3 separate regions of the Homo sapiens genome follow, and regions 1 and 3 are each linked to region 2. Evidence: chromatin loops called from intact Hi-C (ENCODE). Cell type or tissue: mammary epithelial cell. All regions are shown on one strand. Links, peaks and the distances in the headings refer to the core of each region. The heading gives the core; the rest is flanking DNA.

What was found. Hi-C counts contacts between places; a loop is a spot of excess contacts. Peaks named below come from ENCODE experiments on the same cell type or tissue, not always from the same donor. Only the 100,000 strongest peaks of a DNase experiment are listed, where the experiment ranks them.
Region 1: a loop joins it to region 2, with 5 times the contacts of the local background. A loop is called at or near these places in 43 of 110 quality-filtered maps.
Region 3: it touches region 2 in a loop (10-fold over the local background); 4 of 110 quality-filtered maps call a loop at or near these places.

The regions. Positions count from the first base shown.
Region 1 is chr4:10,576,570-10,586,915 of GRCh38, reverse strand. It overlaps CLNK (cytokine dependent hematopoietic cell linker), which reads left to right. Exons shown (of 19, transcript NM_052964.4): 4 at 1,961-1,989. Among named protein-coding and RNA genes, the nearest start is that of CLNK, 100 kb to the left of the region's middle. RefSeq lists an enhancer at 8,473-8,522. In mammary epithelial cell, for the core only: a CTCF peak has its summit at 4,650 (motif pointing left); a DNase peak (open chromatin) is centred at 2,625.
Region 2 is chr4:11,718,160-11,727,718 of GRCh38, reverse strand. The region is part of intron 2 of LOC107986178 (a long non-coding RNA gene); the gene reads right to left. Among named protein-coding and RNA genes, the nearest start is that of LINC02360, 47 kb to the left of the region's middle. In mammary epithelial cell, for the core only: a CTCF peak has its summit at 7,217; no DNase peak of the experiment used is centred there; H3K27ac peaks cover 386 bases.
Region 3 is chr4:11,646,620-11,656,965 of GRCh38, reverse strand. All of the region lies in intron 2 of LOC107986178 (a long non-coding RNA gene), which reads right to left. Among named protein-coding and RNA genes, the nearest start is that of LINC02360, 120 kb to the left of the region's middle. RefSeq lists an enhancer at 5,584-6,783. In mammary epithelial cell, for the core only: no CTCF peak of the experiment used is centred there; no DNase peak of the experiment used is centred there.

The DNA.
Region 1 (10,346 bases), core at 2,579-7,578, 1.1 Mb after region 2:
CATAAATGGCCCAAAACCTTTTGGGAAAAAAGAAATTCAATCTCACTAGTCATCAAGGAAGTGAAATGGGTAAAATGCGGAATCAAGTGCCATGTAGGCAAACTGGTTATAAGGTATGGATTTAATGGTGGTGAGATACAGTGAGACGAGCACTTCACATTCCATGCATAAGAATATCAATTAATATAAATTGGTGCAGCTCATCCAGAAAGCTACTGAGTAATATGCAACAAAGGGCCCAGAGTGTTCACATTATTTGACCCCTTCATTGTGCTTGATAACATCTCTATATAGAAAGATTCAAGCTGGGCGTGGTGGCTCAAGCCTGTAATCCCAGCACTGTGGGAGGCCGAGGTGGGTGGATCATGAGGTCAAGAGATCGAGACCATCCTGGCCAACATGGTGAAACCCCGTCTCTACTAAAAATACAAAAATTAGCCAGGCGTGGTGGCACGTGCCTGTAATCCCAGTTACTCAGGAGGCTGAGGCAGGAGAATTGCTTGAACCTGGGAGGAGAGATCGTACCACTGCACTCCAGCCTGGTGACAGAGACTCTGTCTCAAAAAAAAAAAAAAAAAAGAAAAAAAAAGAAAGATTCAGAGATGAGGTTTAAAATGATAAATACACACAGCAGCAGCATTTTACATAGTTAGGACTAGCAAAAACCTAAATGCCCCTTCAAAATATCATGTAGATCAGGGGTCCCCAACACCCAGGCCACGAACCAGTACTGGTCTGTGGTGTGTTAGGAACTGGGCACAGCAGGAGGTGGGCAGTGGACAAGCAAGCATTATCGCCTAAGCTTTGTCTCCTGTCGGAGCAGCAGCAGCATTAGATTCTCATAGGAGCACAAACCCTACCGTGAACCGTGCATGAGAGTGATCTAGGTTCACGCTCTTTGTGAGACTCCTACCAACGCATGATGATCTGAGGTAGAACAATTTCTTCCCTTCATCCCGAAACCATCCCCCACCCCCATCTGTGGAAATACCAGGAAACTGGTCCCTGATGCCAAAATGGTTGAGGACCACTGAGGTAGATAATCAATACTTTGTTTTTGAATAACATTTGAAGATATAGAATATATTTGTAACATCAAAATCCTACACGTTATTTGATATTATTATTTTTTCAAGAGATCTTGCTATGTTGCCCAGGTTGGACGTGAACTCCTGGGCTCAAGTGATCATCCCACCCCAGCCACCTGAGGAGTTGGGACTACAGGTGTGTGCCACCATGCTGGGCTCTTTTATATTTATACTGATAAAAGAAAAACTTCAGCTGAATGAAATTTAAAGGAGCTTAATTGGCCAATGAATGGTTTGAGAATCAGGTGGCCTTCCCAGCCAGAGGAGGCTGAGACTCCGGTGCAGCCACGTGGTGAAAGAAGGTTTATGGACAGAAAAAGGAAAGTGATATATAGAAAATGGAAGTGAGGTACAGAAACAGCTGGATTGGTTACAGCTCGGCGTTTGCCTGATTTGAACACAGTTCGAACAGTTGGCTACATTTGATTGGCCAAAACTCGGTGATTGCCACAACTATAGGCTACCATCTGTTTATAGTTCATGATGTATAGAGAAACCTTTAGGCAGAACTTAAAATATGTAAGGAGGCAGCTTTAGGCTAAGCTTGATTTAACACTACCTATATGTGTTTAAATGTATGCATACATCTTCAGGTACGTATACAGCTATTTACATGAGAATAACCAACATATAACCTGTGGTGTCAATTTTTATTTTCTTCTACATGCTATTTTCCAGAAAATAGAAATATGTACAATATTTCTATATATAATAGAATAATATGTGACTTCAGGTCTACAATAGTACATACATAAAGCAGCTTCAGAGGCTGACTTGTACAATGACGTTTGATGACTGCCTGTTCCTATGTGGCGGGGGGTCGGTGGAGGTGGAGCAATGGACATTTAACTTGGTTCTCTTTTCTGCCCTAGGTCATGGCCTCGCATCAATAGTGCCACAGGTGAGTCGGGGCTCTCTGTCACCTAAGTGGTGGGAATGTCAGCATGGGTCTGTTGGGCTGTTATTTCCATTCTTTTTTGTTTTTATTTCAATAAAACTATGGCCTATTTGAAATGACATTAGCTAGTAATGCCATTCCTTCCAGTTGCCCCAGGGTACAGCCTGATCTGTGACTGTCCAAAGCTTTGGAGGCTGGGTGGCTGGATGGGAATCCTGGCTCTCTACTTAGCTGTGCAGCTTTGCATGAAGCACAGATCTTTCTGAGCCTGAGTTCCTTCATCTGTGCAATGGGTATAAGTCTACCTCAGTGCCAGTCTTATGGTGACTCACTAGTATTCACTCAACTAAATTCCATATAATTGGTTACCCCCAAAACATGAGTGGAAAGAATGAATGGTTCAAAAGCCACCTTTGATGCCTCTCCTGTATCTCTCTTCATAGCCTATTTTCTGGTACTACGCACTTAACAGGAGCCCATTAAAGTTTGAGAAAAAGCATGTAGTATTCACTGGGGAGGGTTATTATTTCAGGGAAAGTCCCACAGAACTTCCCTAGAAAGCTGGTGTCTAGATAGAATGACTGGAATGAGGCAGAAAAATGGAGACATTGTCCAGAGGAAACACCAAAGAAGCGATGGAGTCATAAGGAGTTATGTAATCAGCAAAGGCATTTGAAAGTTTCACTATAGAGCATGTGGGAGTACAAAACCAGCACTCAGCATGTCCCACCCAGCAGCTGGGAGAACTGGGCAAAAGCAAAAGTGAAAGTGGGAAATACGAGTTCACACAGGGAGAGAGCACCCAGCCTTAATCCCTCTACAGAAAAAGTTTTCATTCAACTTCCCAGTCAGGCCTAAACAAGATTGTCTTCTCTCAAGGTAGATGATACCAAATTGTGTTGGGGTCTTTAGTATCAAATGCACCTCTCCACCTACCTGCACCTCTCACCCCTCCCATCCTGCACTGGCATCCTGGAGGGAAGAGAATATTCTAAGGGGGTGGTACCTGGGAATGAAGTGGCTTGTCTGATGTGCTTGGTGACCGGTGAATCATAAAGCACACAGGTAAAATACAGCAGCCAGCTCCAACTACCTGTATCCTCTTCCTCCCATCTTGCTCCCCACCTTGGTTAAGGCACAGAGAAATGGGCAGATGGGCACTCCGTTTCCTTGACAGCAATCTAGAGACACCAGCAGGAAAAAGAAAACAAATCGAAACCCCACAAAAGTCCATTGATATAAAGTCGCCCAGGCCTGCTCATACACACTCGAACCTACACCTTACCGGAAAGAAACACTTAGCAGCAAATTATGACATTCCCAGTCTGTTCAAAATAACAGCCCAGACCAGGCACGGTGACTCACACCTGTAGTCCCAGCACTTTGGGAGGCCAAAGCAGGCGGATCACAAGGTCAGGAGTTTGAGACAAGCCTGGCCAATATGGTGAAACACTATCTCTACTAAAAATACTAAAATTATCTGGGCATGATGGTGGGCACCTGTAGTCCCAGCTACTTGGGAGGCTGAGGCAGGACAGTCACTTGAACCCGGGAGATGGAGGTTGCAGGGAGCCCAGATCACCCCACTGCACTCCAGCCTGGGCGCTGTGGACGACAGAGCAAGACTCCGTCTCAAAAAAGAAAAAAAAAGAGAGAGAGAGAAAGAAATAACAGCCCAGCAGACCTATGCATACTTATGAATCAGCCTAGGCATACTTATGAACCACTACAAATGTCTACCAAAGAATAGCAGACCTGATCTAATTAAGATATGCATGAGGATTTACAAAAAAGACTGTGCGTGACGGTGGCTTGATAACATTCCCAGATCCTTCAAGTTGTTTCTGATTTTTGACGATGGGATCATTTGAAAACAGGAGAGGGCGTTCATGCGAGAAAATACTAGGAAGCCATTAAAATGATGATGTTGAAGCACATTCATTGCCATGGATATGTTGATAGCATGTGATTTTGTGAAAAAGCAGGTAAAAAATAGGGTACAAGGAGTGATTGTATATTTATAAGCTATATATCTATGATGTGAGGTGTGTGTGATTGTGTGTGTGTCTGTGTATGTGTATGAGTGACTTGACTATAATCAAATATTTGTATATTTGGATTATTTGTGGTAACAGTATAGTAATTTTTATTTCCTTCTTTTTTGCATATCTGTGTCTTATAACTTTCTACAGTAGCATATGATTTTGTATACTAAAAACAATCTATCGAAAAATATTCTTTAGAAAACCATTCCAAGCCTGGAGAAGACAGACACATGTTCCAACTGGGACAGTCTGTCAAGGTCAATACCTTCTCGGAGGCTGATACACAGAGAACAGTGCAATGCTTTCCATAAAATAAACTCATGAGTTTTTCTCCTTCCCCTAAATAAAGAATGAAACTGGAAAAGATGGCCCTATTTAGAAAGTGGGTCCTTCTGTCTTAAGCCTCCACGTATAATAAAAACATTGATGAAGATAGATATTAGCTGATTTGATTTAAAAGACAAGAAATTTCATCTTGTCAGGGAAAATACTACTTTTAAGTTTTTCTAAGGAAAGCAGTCTTCAAGGTTGATTTTTCCTACTTGTAAAAGAAAAATTAATAAGGATTTTAGGACAAGAGGGAGACAGGCAGGTATAGAATATGTGAGCATCCAATGCCTCCTGCTGGCTGTTTCCAGATGCTGCAATGCCTGTATTAATTTAGCAGAGGCTGGATCCTCCTGGTTCTCTCCCCAGGGTGTTGGGAATATTCGTGAACAGAAACAAATAAAAAAATTGATAGTTGAATCTCTGGGACAAGCCAGGATTTCAGATCATCCCAAGATTGGTAAACTCAAGGATTAACATTGTCTTCAAAATTCAATTACAATAGTTAAAAATCACAACAGTTGAAAATGAATATTTTCTAGCCCATGTTAGGGTTTACGCTCTTTGGCAGGCATATGGTAAGGCCAGGGAATCCCTACTTTTAACAAGATAATTCCAATTCAAGTAGTTCTGGGCCATTCTTTAGACTTGCTGACCAAGGGTTAAAAAGAGAGAGAGAGAAGAAAACTATCCAGACTGTTCCCACCAAGAAGCTGTTCTCTATTCTCTAGATAACAAATGTCTCTATTATTTCATTTGCATTTCTAAGGGCAATCAAGGAATGAGGTGGGAGGCAGCTGCCTTCCCTATCACCATTCACCCACTCACCCATCCATTCATTCAACCAATTTGTGGTAGCTCCATATAACCAGCTTTAGGCACAGATTTAAAAAAAAAAAAAATTAAAGGTCCTGGGGACTCGGGTAGTCTGAGATTGTATTACTATATTTTACATATGAGGAAATTAAGAACTAGAGAACAGAAGTAAACTTCCAAGGGCCACCTACTTAGAACATTATGCCTGTTCTTCAACCCCCTGTTAAGTGTTTCCTGTGTAGCTGTTTCTGTGAGTTTGGACTATCTGTGGCTTCGAATTATTAGCTCATAATCTTCAGATCAAAGAACTGTTGTCCAGTGAATAAACTGAAATACCCAGAGAGCTAGATGACTGAGTCTCTCTCTCTCCTCTCTCTTTATATGTGTGTGTGTGTGTATGTATATGTATATGAATATACACATATATATACATACACAGTCATGTGTCACATACTAATGGGGACGTATTCTGAAAAATACATCGTTAGGTGATTTCAACATTGTGTGTACGTCATAGAATGTACTTACACAAACCTAGATTGTGTAACCTACTACTTACCTAGGCCATATAGCATGGTCTATTGCACCTAGGTTACAAACAAAACATCCTGTACAGGATGTTGCTGTGCTGAATATTGTAGGCAGTTGTAACACAATGGTAAGAATTTGTGTATCTAAACATAGAAAAGGTACAGTAGAAATACAACATAAAAGATAAAAGGGGTACACCTGTGTAGGACACTTACCATAAAGGGAGCTTGCGGACTGGAAATTTCTCTGAATGAGTTAACGAATGAGTGGTGAGTGAATGCGAAGGCTTGATCATCACCGTAAACCCACGTCAACATTAGAATCTCTACACTTAGGCTACATCGAACTGATAAAACTATATTTTTTCTTCAATAATAAATTAACCTTAGGTTACCATAACTTTTACAATTATAAATGTTTAAAGTTTTCTGACTTTTTTACTCTTTCCTAATAAGACTTATCTTAAGCACAAACGCATTGTACCATTTTACAAAAATATTTCCCTTCCTCACGTCCTTATTCCAGAAGAATTTTTTCTATTTTTAATTTTTTAATTTTTATTTTATTTTTTTTTACTTTTTAAATGTTTTTGCCAAAAACTAAGACACAAATGCACACATTAGCCTAGAGCTGCTGAGCATCAGGATCATCAATATCACTGCCTTCCGCCTCCACATCTTGTCCTACTAGAAGGTCTTCAGGGGCAATGATACGTATGGAGCTGTCATCTACTAGGATAACAATGACTTCTTCTGGAATCCCTCCGAAAGGGCCTGCCTGAGACTGTTTTACAGTTAACTTTTTCTAATCAGTAGCGGGATGCTTTAAAATAACAATAAAAAGTATGATATAGTAAACACTCAAACCAGTGTTATAGTTATTTTATCATTAAGAAGTATTATGTACTGTACATAATTGTATGTGCTAGACTTTCATATGACTGGCAGCACAGTGAGCTTGTTTACACCAATGTCACCGTCAGAAGCACATGAGTCATGCATTGTGCTATGATGTTATAATGGCTACAACATCATTAGGTAATGATATGGATCCGATCAGTGGAGGAACACCAGGGTCCTTAGTCTTGTGCCGAACTGGATAAAACAACATGGACACATGTGGGGTGGTTTTAAGCAGTAGAGAGTTTAATAGGCAAGAAAGAAGGAAGGAAGAAGAAAACAGCTCCCCCATACAGAGATGGAGGGGGATTTGAACAAAGACAAAACCCCTGTGTGGCAGAAAAGTGGTTGCTTATAGGAGGAGGCTGGAGGAGGTGGTGCCTGATTTGCATAGGGTTTAGGGGATTGGTTTGACCAGGCATGTCATTCATGTAGCCCGTGAATAAAACTGGCCCTCCTACCCTAGCCTTTTAATATGCAAATGCAAGGCACCATGGTGTTCTACACAGGTGGGGATATGTGGGGGTGGCCATGTTGCCAGGCACATGTGGGGACAAGGGCAAGAAGAACAGGGTGGGAATCACCAAGTTTGGGTGGACCCAGTTTCTAATGGCTGGCATTTCCATATCAAAGTTTGCTAGCTGGCTCTAAGAGCCCAGGCTTTCCTGTTAGACAAGAAGCATTTCTGGAGCTGCTTTAAAAGAAACAAAAACTTTCCAAGGACCCCTTTTCCTCTCCATTTGCCTAAAATAATTTATTAATAACTCCTATAACAGTAATAGGAATTTTTCTGCTCCATTATATTCTTATGAGACCACGGTCATATATGTGATCCATCATTGACCAAAATATGGTTATATGGCATGTAAATGTATATATGTATATATTTTTTTCTATCTCTATCTCTCTCTCTCTCATTCCCCTCTTCCTTCCTCTTTTCTTCTTCTTCCCAATTATAAGCCATATAGTCAAAAACTCATTTACTCTCATAATACTTTACTCAGAGATGGTGAAAAGGAATGCAAGAAAGTAGATTTCTCCCTTTCCCCACAGATATAGATCGATGCCAAACTGAAGATGTTCTGAAGTTTGGAACCTGCCAGGGGAAAGGGTGTGGACTACCCTATTTCTCATTACACTGGGGTAAAATCAGCTTGACGCCCTCTTTCCCCAAATACTGTATGGTTCCTAAAAGACAAAAACTGTGAAAAGCAGCACAGTATAGAGGAAAGAAAGTGCATGGGGCTGTCAATCCAGACCCCAGAGTTTGATCCCTGGTTCTCTTACACCACAACCAAGTCTTAGGACCTGTGGATGAGGAAAAAGGAAAGACATTCACATACATGGAGTCACCAGTTTGTGCCTGGCACTTTATAAACTTATCTAATTTAGCTACACAGTGCTGATCTTATTATTCTCACTGTATAGATAAGGTAAACTGGCTGGGCATGGTGGCGCACACCTGTAATGCCAGCAGTTTGGGAGGCTGAGGCAGGTGGATTACTTGAAGTTAGCAGTTCAAGACCAGCCTGGCCAACATGGTAAAATCCCATCTTTACTAAAAATACAAAAATTAGCCAGATGTGGTGGTGCTGCTCAGGAGGCTGAGAGGCAGGAGAATCACTTGAACTCAGGAGGCAGAGGTTGCAGTGAACCAAGATTGTGCCACTGCACTCCAGCCTGGGTGACAGAGCAAAACTCCATCTCAAAAAAAAAAAAAAAAAAAAAAAAAGATAAGGTAAGCCAAGTCCAAGAGAAGTCAGAAAGTTTGGAAAGACATCAGCAAAGTAGAACTCAAACCCATAACAGTGCATGTGTTGGTGTTATGTGCCAAATGATTTTGGCCTCAGGATTTTTTTAAATCTTATGATAAGGGGACACCCAGATGATGGTGTCCACCGAATCTCTGTGCCTCACAGCTGAAGGGGATCCCAGCTTGAAGAACCCTTGTGAAGAATCAGCAGGTGGATATCAACAGAGTTGAATGCTGAAAAAGCCACACATTTTGCTTAAAAATGAGCACTAAAAACAGAACAAGTTCTCAATATAGATCTGAAAGCAGTGCTAACGACCTGGGTTGAGTGAGAAGGATTTGGCTGTGACGTTAAACTCGAAAAGAAAAACACACAACACAGCATCTTGTTACTGGGCACTGAGCCAAGAAGTTATCCTCTGGTAATTATGAGTTGATTTCCCACCTAAATTCCATGGACCAAAACTTCTCAACAGCCATTTGGGGGTAGGTAGTATTATTCCCATTCTACAAGTTAACCCTAGTTAACTGAGGCTTGTAAGTAACTGGGTTTGCCTGAGGTCACATGGCTCAAGAGTGACAGGGCCAGGATTTAAACCTAAAACTTCTCGACTCAGCTCCCATGAAATACATGTTGCCTTCCTCGTGCCTTTGATCAGCTGCTCTGCTATGTTACTGCCAAACACTAACCTCCATAAGGAGATAAAACATCAAAGGCTGCAAGACATTTAAAAAAATGGGGCTTAAACACGATAGACGTTTATTTTTTTTTTTTCTTATGTAAGTCAAGTCCCAAGGTAAGCAGTCCAAGGCTCTTTGGCAGCTCTGCTCCTGAAAGTCCTCAGAGACCCTGTTCTTCCCGCCTTCTTGCTCCCTCCCTTGTACTGGCCTTAATCTTACAGCCTGAAATCGTGATGTCTGTACTCCAGGCAACAGGATGGAGAAAGAAAACAAAAAGGAGAAATAAAAAGTGCGTAACAACTTCAGGGAGTATCCTGGAAATTCTGACTTGATTTTCTACCTAGATTCCATTGACCAAAGCTTGGACTTATGGCCATGCATAGCTACAAGGAAGACATGTAGCTCCGACCATGTGCCCAGCTAAACAGCAAGCGGTTCTGGTACCTGAGAAGACAGAGAAAATAGGTATGGGGAGACACACAACTGTCTCTGCCACAGAGTAGTTAGTGACAGGTGGCTAGGACTCACAGACCCCTCAATTTTCAACACATATTCTTAAGTCCAGCTGGCAACCTGCAGATTTGGAGCCAGCCCTGATCTTTGCCACACCTCTCCTCCCCTTCTCCACTCCCCTGAGTCTTCTCTTGAAACTGAAATGAAACCGGAAGCTGGTTTTGCTTGGGGAACCTGTCTGGCTTGAGAATGTCTAAGCAACCTGCTAACTGACTTGCTTTCCTAGGGAAATAGAGAGTGCTAAACCTCTGCAGGCTTCCTATTTTTATTTCTCTTCTCATGCAAGATGAGCATATTCTCACCATGGGACCCACTGGGAATTCTTCCAGTTCAGGATTTCCTTTGAATGTGAATATCCCATGGCAACAGCATTTGAAGGTCCACCAGCTACCCTGTCCCTGCAAAGCCACTAAATGGGGGCATAGATGAAGGCACCGGCCCTGCACCTCCAGAGATTTGAGCTCCCAGAAGTGTTTCCAAATGAAAATAATCTGAGAGTCTCTATTTACCTAATGGCCTGTCTTCCTTTGGAAGGGAATTGGAGCTTCTAACTTAGCGGTTCTAAAACTTCAAGGTGAATAAATGTCACCAGAGGAGCTGGAGGAAAAAAGCAGACTGATTCAATTGGTTTGCTCTGGGGCTCAGGTTTTGCCTTATTTCCTTTTTTCAGCTCCCAAGGTGAGTTTGATGCAAATGGTCAGGGGACCTCAGTTGGACAGGTATTGGCCAAGCACCTCTGTCATCCTTGGCTGGACCTCTGCAGACACGAGAAGAGCTGTTCAAGGGACAGCCACA
Region 2 (9,559 bases), core at 4,176-9,175:
TTATTGTGGTATTTGTTTTGGTTTCTCTTGTTTAAATAACTAGTAGTGGAATAGTTTGATCACTGAATATTTACCTTTGTAAGAAACTACCAGAGTACTGCAAAATGCTTATAATGTTTTACATTCTCAAAAAAAAAAACAAAACAGTTTTTATAGCTCCACATTCTCATCAGCATTTTGGTGTAGTGGCTTTAGCTATTCCTGTGGATTTGTATGATATCATAATTTGATTTGAATTTGTATTTCCCTTTTGACTAATAATGCTGAGCACATTAAAAAATGTAATGTGCTTATTGGCTTTAGGTATCATTCCCCTTTTTTTAAATTGCAGGAGTTCTTTTTTTCTGGAAAAAGTCCTTTCTCAGATATCTGTGCTAATGATACATTTTAATTTTATAAAGATTCATTTGATGAACTGTGGAATTTAATTTTTATAAAGTTCAATTCATCACTTTTTAATGTTTTATGGAACTGTGATTTCAAAAAAGTCTTTTTCTACTTTGTCTCGATCACAAAGATGTCTTTCCTGTTTTCCTCTAGAAACCATAATTTTAACCTTAAAATTAATGCATCAGATCCATTCAAATTTACTCTTGCACCTAGGATGAACCAACGGTTGAGAATAGTTTTTCCCTAGGGCTATCAATTTGATTCTACATAACTTATTTAAAATGTTAATTTTCTTCATTGAATTGGTTTGTTGCCTTTTGTTGAGAATTAACTTGATAATTATAGGTATATTTGTAGAAACTATAATCTGTTACGTTAATCTATTATTTGTTTATCTTTATGCAAAATTCGCACTCCCTTGATCACTGAAGCTTTATATTAAATTCAATTTTTTTCCTTTTTAAAACAGTTTTGGCAATTATAACTTTTGAAATTAATACATGACTTTTACAATGAACATATGACTTTCAAATCACTGTGGCAAAACTCTACTGTAATTTTATGAGTGTTGTACAAAATCTATTTATCATTCTGAAAAGAACCAACCCAGGAACAATATTCAATCTTCAAAACTGTGAATATGGTATATTTCTGCATTTATTTGAGTTTTTAAATTTATTTCAGCAATGCTTTATACTTTTTATTAAGTTCTTATAAATCTATCCCTTAGCTTATTCCTAACCTTTATCATCTTTATGTTATTGCAAAAACTACACATACTATTTGTTTGCTTGTTTGTTTTCTTATTGTACTGGACAGGTGCTCCAACACAATGGGGAAAGCAATATCCCTCTTAATGGATGGATATTATTTTCCTGTTTTTTATTTTGGTTTCACTATTAAATAAGATCTTAGCTGAAGATTATTTATACATGTCTTTATCAGGCTGAGGAAGTCCTCATTTATTCTAAGTTTGCTGAGAATTTGTATTAAATAATATTTCTGCATTTATTGAAATGACTAAATACATTATTTTCTTAATCTGTTAATATGGTAATGTATATTGATTCACTTTGCAATGTTAAACCAACCTTGCATGCCTTGAATAAATGTGACTTGATTACAGTCTATTATCAGATATGATTTGTTAATATTTATTTTGTTAAGAATTTTTGCATCTGCTCCTGAGAGAGATCCGTCTCGAGATTTCCTTCATTGTAATACCTGTCTGGTTTTGCTGTCACAGTAATGATAGTACAAAAAATGAATTGGAAAGTGCTTCCTTCTCTATCTTCTTAAAAACAGATATGCAGTACTTTAAATATTTGCCTGAATATATCAAGGAAGCTATGTATGCCTAGAGTTTCCTTGACTAAAATATATTTAACTAGAAACTAGCTTTCTTTAATAGGCACACAGCTTTTTCTATTTTGTCTTGAGACAGTTTTGAGAATATGACTTTAGGGAATTTTTCTATTTAATTTAAGTTGAAGAGTTTATTGGCACAAAAGATTTCATAATTATCTTTTCAGATTCTTGTAATATTGTTAGAATTCTTGGAGATGTTTTCTCCTTCATTCCTGATATTGATAATTTGCGTTTTCTCTCTTTCTTTTCTTGATCATTTAATCTAGAGGTGTATTAATCTTATTGGTCCTTTCAATGGATGACGTTTTGTTTTTGTTGACTATTTGCTATTCTTGTATATGTGTTTTTATTTTTATCCTTATTATTTCCTTCCTTTTATTTAATATCAATTTACCTTTCTTTTCCTAGTTTCTTAATGTTTAAACTTACATTATTAATCTTAAACCTTTCTTCTTTTTTAATCAAGTCATTTGAAGTTATAGATTTTTCTCCAAGCAATACTTCAGCTTAATTCCACAAATTTTATCTAAATATTATAGTCATTTTATACTATTGGAAATTATATGTAATTATTATTTTATCTTGCATTATTTAGTATTTAATATTGATTTAATTATAAATAATACTATTACAGATTATTGCTTTTTTCCAACTTATTACTAAATATTTTGGGTATTTTTTAGAAATATTTAATTGGCTTCTAATGCAATTTTATTATAGTCACTATGTTTGCTTTAATTTTAAAGATTATTGTAACATTTTATTTTCCAATATAAGGGCTATCGTGATGAATGTTTCTGACATTTAAAAACAACATGCATTCTGAGATCTCTGTTGCCAAGACCTAAACTAGTTCCATTTATTTGTCCCATTTTTCATGCCACTGTTGTTTGTACAAGCAAAGAATAATTCCAAAATCCATTATCCATCATAACCAAAATGGAAGTGCCTTTTGTTTGTCTTGAAATTTAATACTAAACCACAGACATTTCCATGACTAACAAGTAGCTCATAATCTTTGGGCTCTTATTCCAGAAAAAGATGTACTTTACATCCTGAAATATTTGTTATATGAGTGGATATGGAAAAAACAACAGCCAATACAGATTATGGACTAACTCTAGAGGAAAGGGCTCTGATGGAATATGGGTTAGAGCTGCAGGCCACTTTCCATGCAGTCACTATTGCCAGGTTGTCAGTCTGAAAAAAATAAAAAAAATAAAAAATAAATAAAATCTCTTGCGAGAGACATTTAGCATCTCAGAAATAAAGCGGAAAATTCTGAAAAGAGAGAGAACATTCCCTGGTGAGTTAGATGCAAAGGTTAAGGAGAAGAGAAACTAGAGAATGCATAAGATCAATAATATCAAAATAACCAAACAAGATTTAGTTATATTCTGTTAGTAATTCTTATAGTATGCTCTAATGGCAATTTGTGTTGTAATCGCTAGAGTTGCTTATTAAAAATGGGCATCTGAAGTCCCCACCTGTGCCTTTTAATAACAAAGAACACTATCATTTGCTATTTGTCTTGAGGCATACCAAATGCTTCCCATGGATTATCTCATTTAATTTTTATAGCCACATTATAGGATAGTTCTCATTAAAAATCACCACTACAAAAAGAACCTGAGGATTAGATAAGAACTTTGTCTTCTCCAAGTTCGTAGAAGCAAGAAGTAGTGGAGTAGGTGAATCTCATGCACACTAAAGTTTAGGACAATTAGTTTAGGGGTTTAATGCGATGAAAATGACCCCAAGATGATAAAGGGATAATGAATACAGTGTGTGGGATAGAACTACACAGAAGCTGCAGTCAGTGACAATATTACGATTGTGTCTATTTGTACCTGATCTGCTCTTCTTTGTTCATTCTTGGAAATAAATCAAGGGGGAAAGGTGTCTGGAAGCCAAGGTCAATACCCACCCAGGAAAAGGACTTGGCCATATAGCTTGTCAGAGTTTTAAATCAGGTGATTGGGACATGGAAGACTTCCGTCCTAGCAGGGGAACAGAGTCCCTACTGTAAAGCTGAGGAAGAAGCTGCACGTGGATAAACTTTGGTGGACAGGTAGCATAGTGATATACTAGAATAGGCCCAGGAGGAGCATCTACCGGGAAAGTGTCATGCAAAACAATTCCAGACCCCACCTGCCAGTGGCATGAATAATAGTAATGTTTTCCTTGCTGTGGTCAGGTTTGTCACTGTGTCCGGAGTTGGTTCCTTCCAGTGGGTTCTTGGTCTCACTGACTTCAAGAATGAAGCCGCGGACCCAGCGGCAACCCGCTTGGGTCCCCTTCCACGCTGTGGAAGCTTTGTTCTTCTGCTCTTCACAATAAATCTCGCTGCTGCTCACTCTTTGGGTCCGTCCCACCCTTAAGAGATTTAAAACTCACTGCGAAGGTCCTCGGCTTCATTCTTGAAGTCAGAGAGACCAAGAACCCACCGGAAGGAACCAACTCCAGACACATCATGACCACTGAAGAGGAATGAATATACAGGTGAAAGGATCTCAGGGAAGCAGCTAAGGAGGCTGTCAGAAAGATTTTTTCCCCCTTGGCTTACCACAAAGAACTATTTGTTAGGGAGACCATGCATTATTTGGGTTAAGTACATGCGTATACGAGTCAAATATGTATGAGTTAAAAATATGAGTTTGCATTTACGAACTCCATAATCCAGGACATTTTTTTACCCTTTCTGAACCTTCAATGTTTGTCTATAAAATGAAAATACTTTTCAGAGCATTTTGAATAATTAAATTAAGTCATATCTAAAACACTGACAGTCAATAAATGCTCCCCCCACTTGCACTGTTTTAGAGAAATGGTGCTTACAAATGTGTACTGTGGTATCACTGGCCAAAGGAAGATGTCCAGGTAGTACATGGGTCTCTGCCCAGAAAATTCAGGAAGTACCAACTAAATGCAAGAACAGTCAGGACTCAGAGATCAGAACAAGCAGTGCATCTGGAATCCCTATTTCAGGCAAAGTTTCAACCTAAAAACAACTGTCACTTGTCTTTGAGATATCCGACTTGGATACTAAGTGCCAAGAACAAGAAACATGATTGATATTAAAGAAAAAAAACCACCACATAACAGCTGATTCAAGGAATCTTTTTATCAGTGCAGAAGCAAGTGAGCCTGGCATGGAAGGAAAGGCTGGCTGAGATTAGGGTTCCTTAGCTACTTGTTCCTGAGACAGAACTTCTCAAATAAGTTTAAAACTGTATTGATTATCCATTGTTCTGTAATAGATTTTGCCAAAATTTACCAGCATGTGGCAACAAACATCTATTATCCCACATCATTTTGTGGGTCATGAATCCGGGAGTGGCTTACCTAGGTGGTTCTGGCTCAGGGTCTCTCCTGAGGTTACATCAAACTCTTGGCTGGGGCTGCAGTCTTTTGAATGGCTGATGGGACTCAGCTTCTCCCAGCTGTTGGCTGAAGGCCTCCGTTTCTCACCCTATGTATCTCTTCATAGTCTGTCTAAGTAGTTTTTTGACATGACAACTAGAGCAATAGAGAGATTCCGGGTGATGTCATACTACTTTTATGACCTAGTTTCTATTTTACGCATGTGATTTCTGTTTAATTCTATTGACTGAAGTTAGTCACCAAGTCCAGCTCACATGAGATGGGACAGGTTTGCACAAAGGTATTAAATCAGGGGACGGGGCCATTTGGCACCTTTTTTAAGACTGGCACCACAGGAATTGTGGTGCTACATTTAGGGTCTGTTTTTTCTTGGTGGTGTTGGGGGGGTAGTTACAAGAAATGGGGCTACAGGAAGGCGCAGATACTGACGGTAGAAAGAGCTCTAATTGTGTGTAGGTTCTGACTATTTAGCTTTCGTATATCAATGCCTATTCTCATCATCTGTGCATAAGTATTTCAACCTCTGAATTATAGTTTAAGAGAAATTCCTTTTGTAATTTCATGTAAATTGTATGTTTTATGTTTTTTAAAAGGAAACATGTTCATTGTTTAAAAAATAGAAAGGAAATAAAAGTCCTCTGCAATCACCCCACCCAGAGATAATCACTATTAATATGTGGATGAACACTTTAGACATTTCTAAACCATGTAAACACATACAACTATATATTATGTAATTGTACATAAATTTACAATAATATTGCACCTGCTTGTCAGCAATAGCTTTTTTCACTTGATGGTATGCTATGAGCTCTTTTCCATGTCAATAAATATAACTGCATGCTATCATTTTTAGTGGCTGCAATATGTTGCATTGTATGGATGCTCTATAATCACTCCTCCAATCACTTGTTATTTGACATTAAAGTTGTTTCATATGTGTATTTTTATAGAAATAAAATGCGTGGCTGTAGGAATGCCCAGCTTAACCCAAACCCAAATTATGATGCATTCGTTATCATTGCTTTCTGTCCTTTTCCATACCTTTTTATAATATAGTGGAACTGTCAATGTTTCTCAGTTATTTGTGAAAGATTTTAAATGTTTTTAAGGATTTCAAGAGGCCAGAAAATGCAAAGAAATGTGTAATACAAGAGGGTTTTCCTGCTTTCTGGGTAGTATTAACTTTATTAATTTGATAAGATCCAGAGCTTATACTCTCTCCATTCTCTCATCTTCATAACATGTTGAAGATACAAAGAGACATTTAACGATCATTGGTGAAATTAGCTCCACAGACAAAACCTTAGTTTAAAAATGCACTGAGTACCAAGCACTTGACCCCTGGCTGTACCTCAATTGCTCCATGCTTAATCGTTTCTCCCCATGAAAGTATATAAAAAGTACCCTTGGATCACATAACTAGGGTGACCATATCATTCATCACCCAAATGGGACACTTTAGAGAGTAAAATCAGAATTTTTAATAATTATATGGGACAATTGGCATAACCAAAACTGTCCCAGGCAAGCTGGGACATATGATCAATCCAAATAGATCAGTTAAGGAAACTGAGGCATAGACTGCTTATGTGAACTATCAGAATTCAAGGTAGCAAATTATACATTGCCTGTTCCAGATCCTTTCCCTTATCATTGATTTCTGGGTCCCTGAACATTTTTGCAAGTTTGTTCTCTGCAGGGGCCACTTCTTCCTATTAGGTGGGATCTCATGGATATAATTTTGTCTTTATTGGAAATGCTTACTTTATTGGAAATTACTTTCTTTATTGGAAATACATATATATATATATATATGCATGATATATGCACACACACATATCCAAAATATTGGATATATTATATAAATATAATATAATATATTTGTATGATATATATAATATATATGTATGGATTTTTATACATATGAATACATCTATATTTTATATGTGGATATGCAATATTATGGATGTATTTCTCTTTCCCCAGATGTAATAAACAACTATTAAATACTGGATGTCTTCTGCATTTTCATGGAATTGAGAAAAGTGCAGAGGGGTAGTTCATAGGTCCACCACTAGAGAGAGTGCTGGCCAAGAGTTTGTGTCTATAGCCTGAAAGTTCCGTGCTTTATGAAAAAGGCACAAGAGTGGAATTTGTTCCCTTATGTCTCCAAGAGAATGAGAAACTTTTGTACACAGCAATAAAATCTTTCTCCCTACTTCTATGTCAAACTTTGTTTGGTTTGTTTTTTTCAGTTCTTGACTGAATTCTGATATCTATCAGTAACTTTTGCTGCTCCATCTGTGTCTTTTTTTCCCCCAGAACCCTCTACTGTTTCCTCCTTTTATTCAGGAGGGTCTCCCATTCTTCACAGGCCTCCAATCCAGTTTGGAGAGTATTTGAGAGGTTTTGTGGCTGCATTGTCTTAGAAAAGGAGCCCACATTGAGCACCCTTTGCCTCCACTCTTAAGCTGATCTGGCACAGCGCCATCTTGAAACCGGACAAACTACTAAAGCGTATCCTGCTCTGGGGACCAGGGGCCACTGACTGTTTTCAGCTTTGAGTGCCTGCTGTCATTCCATCACATTTCCGTGAATGTCTGGAACACCATGCTCTTGGCTGCCTACAGCTTGGATCTGACAGAATTATTGAGATCCTAGCATCTAAATCTATACAATACCTCCACAACCTTTCCACAGAAAACTGGTGGATCTGCATAGAAGGGAAGCTGTTGAACAGTCAACCATGCCACCGCACTTGCCCTGATTTTCTGGAAAGACTACCACACAACTAGCCAGCCTGCTTGTGTATACATAGCTCGACAGTCAGTCCAGTGGTAACCCAGCTCCACAAAGAGAGCTCACCAGATGGCCTGTTGGCTCTCCATGCCCACTTACACTGGGCTAGAAATCCAACCTGGTGCCCTCATCCCCAGCAAAAACATGTCACCACTATCACGAACTTCTGTAGCTTAAGTCATTGAGGCAATCCCAGACACCACCAATGAGGATCACAATAGAAGAAATTGTATGGAGACCACACTACTGAGTCCAACTGAAACCAAAGCCAATGCACCATACCCAAAGAACCCACAGGACCCACATATGATGTACTCCATAAAATTAGAAAAAAACAACCCTTCCACTAGATGCATAGATATCAACATAGAGACACAGGAAACATGGAAAAAGAAGGAAAAATAGCATCTCCAATGGAGCACAATAAGTCTCCAGTAACAGAACTCAAAGAAAAAGATATTTACAAAGTGCCTGAAAAACAATTCTAAAATAATGATCTTCAGAAAACTCAGTGAGATACAAGAGAACATAAACAAAATTTCAATGAAATTAGAAAACAGTTCATTATTTGAATGAGAAATGCAACAGAGATAAGTATTATATAAAAATAAACAAAAGTCTTGGAGCTGAATAATTCAAAAATAGAAATTTTAAAAATGCAATCGAGAACTTCAATAACAATCTAGATAAAACAAAAGAAAGAATTTTTAGAGTTAAAGACAAGTTTTTTGAAATAGCCCAGTCAGAAAGAAAAAAAATAACAATTTAAAAAGAATGAAAAAGACTATAAGACCTCTAGGACAACATTATGCAAACAAATATTCATGCTATAGAATTGTCAGAGGGAGATGAAAGGGAGAAAGGCATGAAAAACCAGTTTAATAAGATAATAGGTAAAGACTTTCTAAGTCTTGGGGAAATATGGGCATTCAGATCCAGGAAAAGTGAGGGTCTACAAAGACATAGCACTCAAAAAGTTACCCTTGAGGTCACATTATAATGAAACTGCCAAAAGTCAAAGACAAGATAAAGAGATAATTCCAAAAGCTAAAGAGAAAAGCATGAAATCATGTACAGGGGCTCAACAGAAACCTTATAGGCCAAGAGAGAGTAAAGTGATATATTAGAAGTGCCAAAAGAAAAAAAAACGCCAGCCAATAGTACTATATTCAGTAAAGATGTAATTGCTATCATGAACACACATGAAAGTATAATACCAATAGAAATAAATGCATAAATCAAACTCAGAAGTTTTCAGTGATATTATGGTGCTATGTAAATCTTTCAGGCCTCTAGTATGAAGATTTAAAGTCAAATGGTAAAAACAACAACATATAGGTTTACAATAGTCTATTATAACTACAAGACTCTACGTTAGCCACATGTTAAGCATAAAGAAAGAAATTACAGCCAATGTATGGATGAAGCAAAGAAAGGAAACAAAGCTGAGCATACAGAAAACCACCAAATTAGAGAGGCCAACAGCAAGAGAATAAGAGGAACAAAAATCTACAAGACAACCAGAAAACAATTAACAAAATGAGAGGAATATTTCTCTACTTATCAACAATAAACCTGAATGTAAACGGATAAAATTTCCCAACCAAAAGAGACA
Region 3 (10,346 bases), core at 2,653-7,652, 69 kb after region 2:
AGCCCCCTAGACCATCATGGACGCCGAGCTTCGGGTAACTCTCATAGTGGAGGGTAAGTCCATCCACTCCTTAATCAATACGGAGGCTACCCACTCCACATTACCTTCTTTTCAAGGGCCTGTTTCCCTTGCCTCCATAACTGTTGTAGGTATTGACGGCCAGGCTTCTAAACCTCTTAAAACTCCCCAACTCTGGTGCCAACTTAGTCAATACTCTTTTAAGCACTCCTTTTTAATTATCCCCACCTGCCCAGTTCCCTTATTAGGCTGAGACACTTTAACTAAATCATCTGCTTCCCTGACTATTCCTGGGCTACAGCCACACCTTATTGCTGCCTTTTCCCCCAGTTCAAAGCCTCCTTCACATCCTCCCCTTGTATCTCCCCACCTAAGACACCTCTACTCCCTCCTTAGCGACCGATCATGCACCCCTTACCATCTCATTAAAACCTAATCACCCTTACCCCTCTCAATGCCAATATCCCATCCCACAGCACGCTTTAAAAGGATTAAAGCCTGTTATCACTCGCCTGCTACAGCATGGCCTTTTAAGGCCTATAAACTCTCCTTACAATTCCCCCTTTTTACTTGTCCTAGAACCAGACAAGCCTTACAGGTTAGTTCAGGATCTGCGCCCTATCAACCAAATTGTTTTGCCTATCCACCCTGTGGTGCCAAATCCATATACTCTCCTATCCTCAATACCTCCCTCCATAACCCATTATTCTGTTCTGGATCTCAAACGTGCTTTCTTTACTATTCCTTTGCACCCTTCATCCCAGCCTCTCTGCTTTCACTTGGACTGACCCTGACACCCATCAGGCTCAGCAAATAACCTGGGCTGTACTGCACCAAGTCTTCACAGACAGCCCCCATTACTTCAGTCAAGCCCAAATTTCTTCCTCATCTGTTACCTATCTCAGCATAATTCTTCATAAAAACACATGTGCTCTCCCTGCCGATAGTGTCCGACTGATCTCTCAAACCCCAACCCCTTCTACAAAACAACAACTCCTTTCCTTCCTAGGCATGCTTGGATACTTTCGCCTTTGGATACCTGGTTTTGCCATCCTAACAAAACCATTATATAAACTCACAAAAGGAAACCTAGCTGACCCCATAGATCCTAAATCCTTTCCCCACTCCTCTTTCCATTCCTTGAAGACAGCTTTAGAGACTGCCCCCACCCCAGCTCTCCCTGACTCATCCCAACCCTTTTCATTACACACAGCTGAAGTGCAGGGCTGTGCAGTCGGAATTCTCACACAAGGACCAGGATCATGTCCTGTAGCCTTTTTGTCCAAACAACTTGACCTTACTGTTTTAGGCTGGCCATCATGCCTCCGTGCAGTGGCTGCTGCTGCCCTAATACTTTTAGAGGCCCTTAAAATCACAAACTATGCTCAACTCACTCTCTACAGCTCTCATAATTTCCAAAATCTATTTTCTTCCTCACACCTGACGCATATACTTTCTGCTCCCTGCTCCTTCAGCTGTACTTACTATTTGTTGAGTCTCCCACAATTACCATTGTTCCTGGCCTGGACTTCAATCCGGCCTCCCACATTATTCCAGGTACCACACCTGACCCTCATGACTGCATCTCTCTGATCAAACTGACATTCACCCCATGTCCCCATATTTCCTTTTTTCCTGTTCCTCACCCTGATCACACTTAGTTTATTGATGGAAGTTCCATCAGGCCTAATCACCACACACCATCAAAGGCAGGCTATGCTATAGTACAAGCCACTAGCCTGCCTCTTAAAACCTCTCATTTCCTTTCCATCATGGAAATCTATCCTCAAGGAAATAACTTCTCAGTGTTCCATCTGCTATTCTACTGCTTCTCAGGGATTATTCGGTCCCCCTCCCTTCCCTACACATCAAACTCGAGGATTTGCCCCCACCCAGGACTGGCAAATTAGCTTTACTCAACATGCCCCGAGTCAGATAACTAAAATACCTCTTAGTCTAAGTAGACACTTTCACTGGATAGGTAGAGGCCTTTCCTACAGGGTCTGAGGAGGCTACCGCAGTCATTTCTTCCCTTCTGTCAGACATAATTCCTCAGTTTAGCCTTTCCACATCTATACCGTCTGATAACAGACCAGCCTTTATTAGTCTAATCAGCCAAGCAGTTTTTCAGTCTCTTAGTATTCAGTGAAACCTTTATATCCCTTACGGTCCTCAGTCTGCAGGAAAGGTAGAACAGATTAATGGTCTTTTAAAAACACACCTCACCAAGCTCAGCCACCAACTTAAAAAGGACTGGACAATACTTTTACCACTTTCGCTTCTCAGAATTCAGGCCTGTCCTCAGAATGCTACAGGGTACAGCCCATATGAGCTCCTGTATAGACACTCCTTTTTATTAGGCCCCAGTCTTATTCCAGACACCAGACCAACTTGGACTGTGTCCCAAAAAACTTGTCATCCCTACTATCTTCTGTCTAGTGATACTCCTATTCACCGTTCTCAACTACTCATACATGCCCTGCTCTTGTTTACACTGCCAGTTTACAGTTTCTCCAAGCCATCACAGCTGATATCTCCTGGTGCTATCCCCAAACTGCCGCTCTTAACTCTTGAAGTAAATAAATAATCTTTGCTGGCAGGACTACGCTGAACCTCCTTAGGCACTCTCTAATAAGATGTCCTGGGTCCTCCCAATTCTTAGACATTTAATTCCTGTTTTTCTCCTTCTCTTATTCCGTTTAGTTTTTCAATTCATACAAAACCATATCCAGGCCATCACCAATAATTCTACACAACAAATGTTTCTTCTAACAACCCCACAATATCACCCCTTACCACAAAATCTTCCTTCAGCTTAATCTCTCCCACTCTAGGTTCCCATGCCGCCCCTAATCCCGCTGGAAGCAGCCCTGAGAAACATCGCCCATTATCTCTCCATACCATCCCCCAAAATTTTCTCTGTCCCAACACTTTACCACTATTTCATTTTATTTTTCTTATTAATATAAGAAGACAGGAATGTCAGGCCTCTGAGGCCGAGTTAAGCCATCATATCCCCTGTGACCTGCATGTACACATCCTGATGGCCTGTTCCTGCCTTAACTGATGACATTCCACCGCAAAAGAAATGAAAATGGCCGTTCCTGCCTTAACTGATGACATTATCTTGTGAAATTCCTTCTCCTGGCTCATCCTGGCTCAAAAGCTCCCCTACTGAGCACCTTATGACCCCCACTCCTGCCTGCCAGAGAACAACCCCGCTTTTTCCTTTACCTACCCAAATCCTATAAAACGGCCCCACCCCTGTCTCCCTTAGCTGACTCTTTTCAGACTCAGCCCGCCTGCACCCAGGTGAAATTAATAGCCTTGTTGCTCACACAAAGCCTGTTTGGTGGTCTCTTCACAGGGACGTGCATGAAAAATTGTATGGGGTCAGGTCCATTAAATCATCTTTGTTCATCATTCTGTTACTAAGTTTTCAAACATAAAGCAAAGCTGAAAGAACTGTACCAAAAACATCCATATATCCATAAATGGAAAAATCTATCATTTGCATGTTACTATACTTGCTTTATGACATGTCTGTCCATCTGTTCATCACTCCATTCATCAATCCACATTTTTTTAATGTACTTTCTAGTAACTTGCAGACATTGGCACACTTTCCCCTACATATCTGAAGTTGGTTTTAAATTCAAAATGAACTTTAAAACTGCAAGGATCATCATTATTAAAACTATACTTCTTCTTATAATAACTTCCTCTGTAACATTGAGCAGTCCCCTGTCATAACTGCCTGTTTCTGGTTGTGATAGTATTTGTCTACTCTGCTGTATTGCTGGGCTACACTTCCTAAGAGTTGAGGAAAGATAAAAGCTGAAGTTCATATGGCTCACTTTTTTTATTTGCCCAGGTGCTATTTCTCTTTGGAAGACATATCTGCTCTGTGGTCTCAGCACCACCTAATTCAGTCTAGTTCATCCTTACTCCAGTTACTTTTTGTGTATCTGATCATTTTCCAAAATATAGCAATGATAATGTGTGCTCCATGTAGGGAATTTACTAGAACATTCCTACAAAGGGCAGAGTAGGAAGGAAAAAGAACTAAGCATTTGCCATGTATAGTGTCAGTTGCTTTACATTTCATTCTACAATATGCAGGTAAATAATACATTTCTATATTCTTATATATAATCAAACATGTGCAATATATTTCACCTATAATCAAATTGGTTATAGATTTTTCATCGCTTCAAACACAATATGCTTTCTTGCCTTTTTAAAGTGGTTTTTAGTTTCTCCTCAATTGACAAGTGTCCACATGACCTCTCACCTCTTCCCTTTGCAACTACTTCACCCTCCTCTAGGACAACCAGTGTCTTATACATGTTCCACCAATACCTGCTCCAGACCAGTGACAGTGTAATTCTATATGGAGAATTACACGTACCTATGCCAGGCCAGTGACAAACAATACTTATTGATTGTTTGTTTATGTGTTGTAATACATATGTAACTATATACATTTATATATTGTATAAGTACACCATATACATGTATATACAGTATATATGTGTATATATAGTATAATACTATTTATATATTGTATACAAATATACAATATATAAAGTACTTTATATAGTACTTATTACTTATACAATATATAAATAGTATTGTACTATATAGAACAATTTATTTATATAAAAATAAATTTATATATAATTTTTTATAATTGTGTGAGTATATACAATATATTCATAGTATTATACTTATTGTATAAATACAATAGTATTTAGTATTGTACCATAGTATTATACTATTGTATAAGTACAATATACAATATATACATAGTATTTTACTTATTGTATAAGTACAATAGTATTATACAATGTTATACTATTGTATAAGTACAATATACAATATATACATAATATTGTACTTATTGTATAAGTACAATATACAATATATACATAATATTGTACTTATTGTATAAGTACAATATACAATATATACATAATATTGTACTTATTGTATAAGTACAATATACAATATATACATAATATTGTACTTATTGTATAAGTACAATAGTATACAATAATACCATTGTATTGTACTTATATATTATACTATATATAAATTTATATATTGTATAATATAATGTATATATTGTATTTGTATCATATGTATTTATAGATTTTATTTGTATCATAAAACATTAATATAGAATGTGTACATATGTCTATATTTCAATATGTATGAATATATATCTATATTTCATATGTATGAAGATACATGTATAACTATGATATATAGATAAATACATCTATTTACCTTTCATTCATATATAAATATAATTGTATTTCATCAGTGAATCCAGAGGTTAGTTTTATTTCAGTGAAACGTTTCAAAAAAAGAAAAAAGAGAGACTCGCCAAATCTTAAAGACATCTGACTAGAATAGACCAATGCCTCTAGGTTCATTGAGAAAATTGAAGCTACTTCCATCAGAGGGGTGAGGAAGCCAGTGGATCTTAAGGAGGCAATGTTGTGACGTGAGCTCTTACTGTAGTTACTGAGAAAAGGTAATCATTGCCACCGTCATCCACACACCACATAATCTTATCATCTGACTAAGGAAAAGAAAGTAAATATCACCTCCAAACAGGCATATTTTAGCCTCCGTGGAGGTGCTAAAGAATCAAGTGAACAGTCACGAATTCGAGAGAAGTGCTCTGATTCACACATTGACATCTGGCTTGGCTCCATGCAGTCTTCACAAAATGTGCAGCAAACTCCCCAGAAGCTTTCTGAGTGTTGGCAGTGGCACCGGGAAGGAAGCACGAAGCAAAATATTAACATTTCGCACAGCAAGCAGGTCACACCATGTGAGTTTCAGGAACAAAGTGCCTCTATTTCCCCAGAGCTTACTCAGATGACATGGCCTCCTGCTCAGCTCATTACCAATGCTCTGATGACCTCTCTCGGAAGAATGTATTGACGGTGTTGGCACTGAAAAGATGCTCAAAAGATCAAAACAATAAAATCATGTGAAAGCAGCCTCGGCAGACATGAAACACTTCTGTTCAGTGATGCCTGAACCGGGGGCGGCTCAAAGAGGTGTTTCCCACGGAGAGTTCTAAGTGAATGTCGCCTTTTGCTGTGAGTGCCACGGCATCGGAGACAGATAAGAAGTTGGCGAAACATATGCCAGATCTCAGGGATGGTTATATCTTCCAAAGGAAGATTGGAGCTGCGGAAAAACTCAGAGGCTTCCTCTCCGGGATCTTAGCACAGTCTCAGTGAGCGTCACATTTTTCTGCTATCCAAGTCATAGGTACCTTTTCTAATGAGAAAATTTACAAACGATATAAAATTACTTGGCCTCCTTTGAAATCACTGACCCCCATGACAAATTTGTTTTCTTTCCCTACGGTGGTTAACCAATCAGAAATTAAGCACCAGAAGGGGCACTTGTTGGACAAATGCAGACCCCTAGACTTTTTTTTTTTAATACCTGACGTATGTCTCTTGGTTTGCATGCAGTATCTCTCAATGCTATTCTAGACCCAGGCAAGTTAAATGTAATTGTTATATGTAACAAACCTGCACATTGTGCACATGTACCCTAAAACTTAAAGTATAATAATAATAAAATTAAAAATATATATATTCTGTTGTCCCCCTTTTATAGGCTATAAGGCTGAAGCTTAACAAGGTAAATCATCTTGTTTCAGTCACAACATATTAAGGGACTTCATGGCAGCTGTAGCATTAAAAACCGGAGCTGTCAAATGCTAAAGCTTGGACTTTTTTCTATGTTGCATGCATTTGGTTGCAAAAAAAGTATTAATCATGATTTTTTATGTTCTAAAAACATGAGTTACATAGGAGACATGTTTTACAGCAGTTTTCTCAAACTTTAACATGAGGAATCTTATTAAATGCAGACTCTGATTCACGAAGTCTGGGGTGGGGCCTGGAATTCTGCATTTCTAGCAAGTGCCCTAGTAACACTAGATATTGCTGATGTGGCGACCAGATTGGAGCAAGAAAGTTTGGAGCATGTAATCTCAACAAATAAGACTCTAAGCCCTTGTAGATACAGTGCTTGAGAGTATTTGCACTAAATAACAAAAGTGGCGAGTTCTGCTGAGTATCAGTATGCTTTTTTTTTTTTTTTTTTTTTTGGTCATCACTAATGACCGTGTCTAAATTCATTTTCACAGAAGGCACATTAATTCCACTTTATTCAACCCATCAACAGAAATTCAGTGGCTATCTATGAAAATGTTCATACCTAACATTTGTCAGGTGCTTTACACTTTAAGTGTCTTTTTATGGGTGATCTTACTCAATTTTCACCAAAAGGAAAGGAAACTAAGTAAGCATTGTCAGTGATTTGATTTTAATGTGATAATTTTAAGATTTGGAGAAATTAAGTAACATATAGCTGACATGTGACACAGATTGTATTAGAATATACATTTTTCTTACTCCCAATATTATACCAAAGCATGATTTATGAGACATTGAGGGAAGGTGTATTCATTTGCTGGGGCTGTCACAAAGTACCGCACACCTGGTGGCTTTGATAAAATGTATTGTCTCACAATTCTGAAGGCTAGACATCCAAGATGGAGATGTTGGTAGGGTTGGCTTCTTCTGAGGCTGTGAAGGAGAAATTGTTCCATCCCTCTCTCTTAGCGGCTGCTTGCTGGTGGTTTCCTGGCAATCTTTGTTTTTTGGCTTGCAGACGCATCGCCCCAATCTCTGCCTTCATGTTCACATGGCACCCGTGGGTGTCAGATATGGTTTGGCTGTGTCCTCACCCAAATCTCATCTCGAATTCTAGCTTCCATAATTCCCACATGTTGTGGGAAGGACCCAGTGGGAGATAATTGAATCATGGGGGTGGTTCCCCCACACTCTTCCCATGGTAGTAAGTCTCACAAGATCTTACAATTTTATAAGTGGTTTCCCCTTTCGCTTGGCTCTCAAGTAAGATGTCCCTTTGCTCTTCTTTCCTCTTCTGCCATGATTATGAGGCCTCCCCAGCCATGTGGAACTGTGAGTCAATTAAACTGCTTTCCTTTATAAATTATCCCGCCTCAGGCATGTCTTTATTAGCAGCATGAGAACAGACTAATACAGTGTCTGTGTCCACGTTTTCCTTTTTTATATAAGAACTCCAGTCATGTTGGATTGGGCTCGCCCTACTGCAGCACAACCTCATCTTAACTCATTACATCTGCAACAAACTTATTTCCAAACAAAATAAGATCATATAAGGTGCTGAGGGCTAGGACTCCAAATAAGAATTTTGGGGGTAATACAATTCATACCATAATTTATAACACAATTCATAACATAATAGGTGTTGCCTGGCCCCTGTCTAGGAATTGCTTATGATCTACTTGAGCCAACAATGGGGCATCAAGGCAAATCATGACCCATAAAGGGCAGTAAGGACACTTTCCCAGTGAGTCTTGAAGAGTCCTGAGAAGGAGAGAGCTAGTATTCCCCTGAGAAGTGCAGGGCAGCTTTGATGAACAAGTTGGCAAGCCAAGTTACCCTTGGAGTAGGAGTAAAATTTAGAAGGAGTACTGAAGAGCATCCAAGCTGACAAGAAAAGCGTTTTGCCAAAGAGAAGAAGAAAAGCGACCCTCAACCCTGTTATAGACATTTTTTTTCAAACCCCAAAACAGGAAATTAAGATTAGAATCAAATAACACTGATTTTATATTTATTTCTGGAGACAAAAATAAAACAACTTTGAAATCTAGCCTCGGTTTGTAAAATTAAAATACTAACTCCAATACCGTAGGGTTGTCTTTCACCCTTTTTTTACAAAACAACACAGAAGCAATAGATGTCCAAGCGTGTATCTAACTTCTAAATATATGTCTGGGGTATGCTGATAAAAATTAAAAAAAAAAAAAAACTAGATGTGAAGCAAGAATGAAGAGTTACTATTATTGCATTCTAGAATCTAGGCGACTTGATTTTTATACTTGGAAGTTATAGCTAGTTTTTTGTTAGATTAAAATAAACCCACTTTTTGTTTACAGGCTTGTGGATTTCAGAGGTCAAGTCATCATATTAATTGACAGAAGATTTTGAGGCTCTGGCAAGGGATTGTATTTGAATTCCTCTAGACAGTCTCAGAATTTGCAGTTGTGTGTGTGAAAATAACTCTCAGTGAGGAGAATGACATCTTTGGGGAGTTGTCTCTGAAAGGATGTAGTCACCAAAATTCACAAAGAAAGAACTATTCACACCCTGACCAGGGACTGTCTCACAAGATAAATAGCCATGTCCTGATTCAGGCAGAAATGCATTTTGACAAGGTCAAAGACTCTCTCCTTATTCCTGAGGCCCCTGTTCCCTGGGACCCCTGAGGTTCCTTGTCTGAGTGGAAGAGCTTAGGGACTGGTGGAGAGAGAGAACTCATTAATTCTGTCAGTAGCAAGTCTTCCCCTCTTAGCTTTTATAGACTGTCTTAAGTAAAAGATGAGCTGTTCTCTATGTTCTTATTCTACTCACAGAGTGATTTAAAAGCAGGCTTTTCTATTTTCAGCTCATACCATCCTTTTCATCTGATATTCACAGGCCCCATAAATCTACCTTTTCCTTACTTCTTCCAATGTCTAATCAATGTCTCCCCTGCAAAGAGCCACACCTATAATCAAATTGGTTATATATTTCTCATCACGTCAAACACAACACGTCAAACACAAAAGGCTTTCTTGGCTTTTCAAGGTTGTTTTTAATTTCCCCTTCCTTGACAGCTGTCCATGTGACCTCTCACCCCTTCCTTTTGCATCTACCTCACCTTACTCTAGAACAGCCAGTGTCTTGCAAACGTTCCACCAGTACCCATACCAGGCCAGTGACAGGCATTATGAAAGAGTCACAGCACAACATCCTATCCTGCTAAGCTTGGATGGGTATTGACAGAAGTCTCCTTTCCTTCTTCCTTCTTCTTTCTTCCTTCTTCCTTCTTTCTTCTTCCTTCCTTCCTTCCTTTCTCCTCTTCCTCTTCCTCCTCTTCTTCTTCTTCTAACCTTCTCCTTCTTCTTCCTCTTCTTCTTTAACACAATTCTCCAGGCAAAGATTTTCATGGGCAGAAAGATACAAGTGAAAGAATGGCAAGGATGGAAGTGAGGATAATGAACATGAATATGACTTGTAGAACATTGAGGGAGACATCATGGGTAAAGGAAGCACACATTTCAGGTTCATGAGAGACCTGATGTGAGTCTAACTGAATGACAGGAATTTGACACTCAAATCAAAGGCAGTATTCAGGAGCATTTTAAACTATTTTTGGTATACAAGATGGTGTACCAAGAGTTTCCTTTGTGCTTT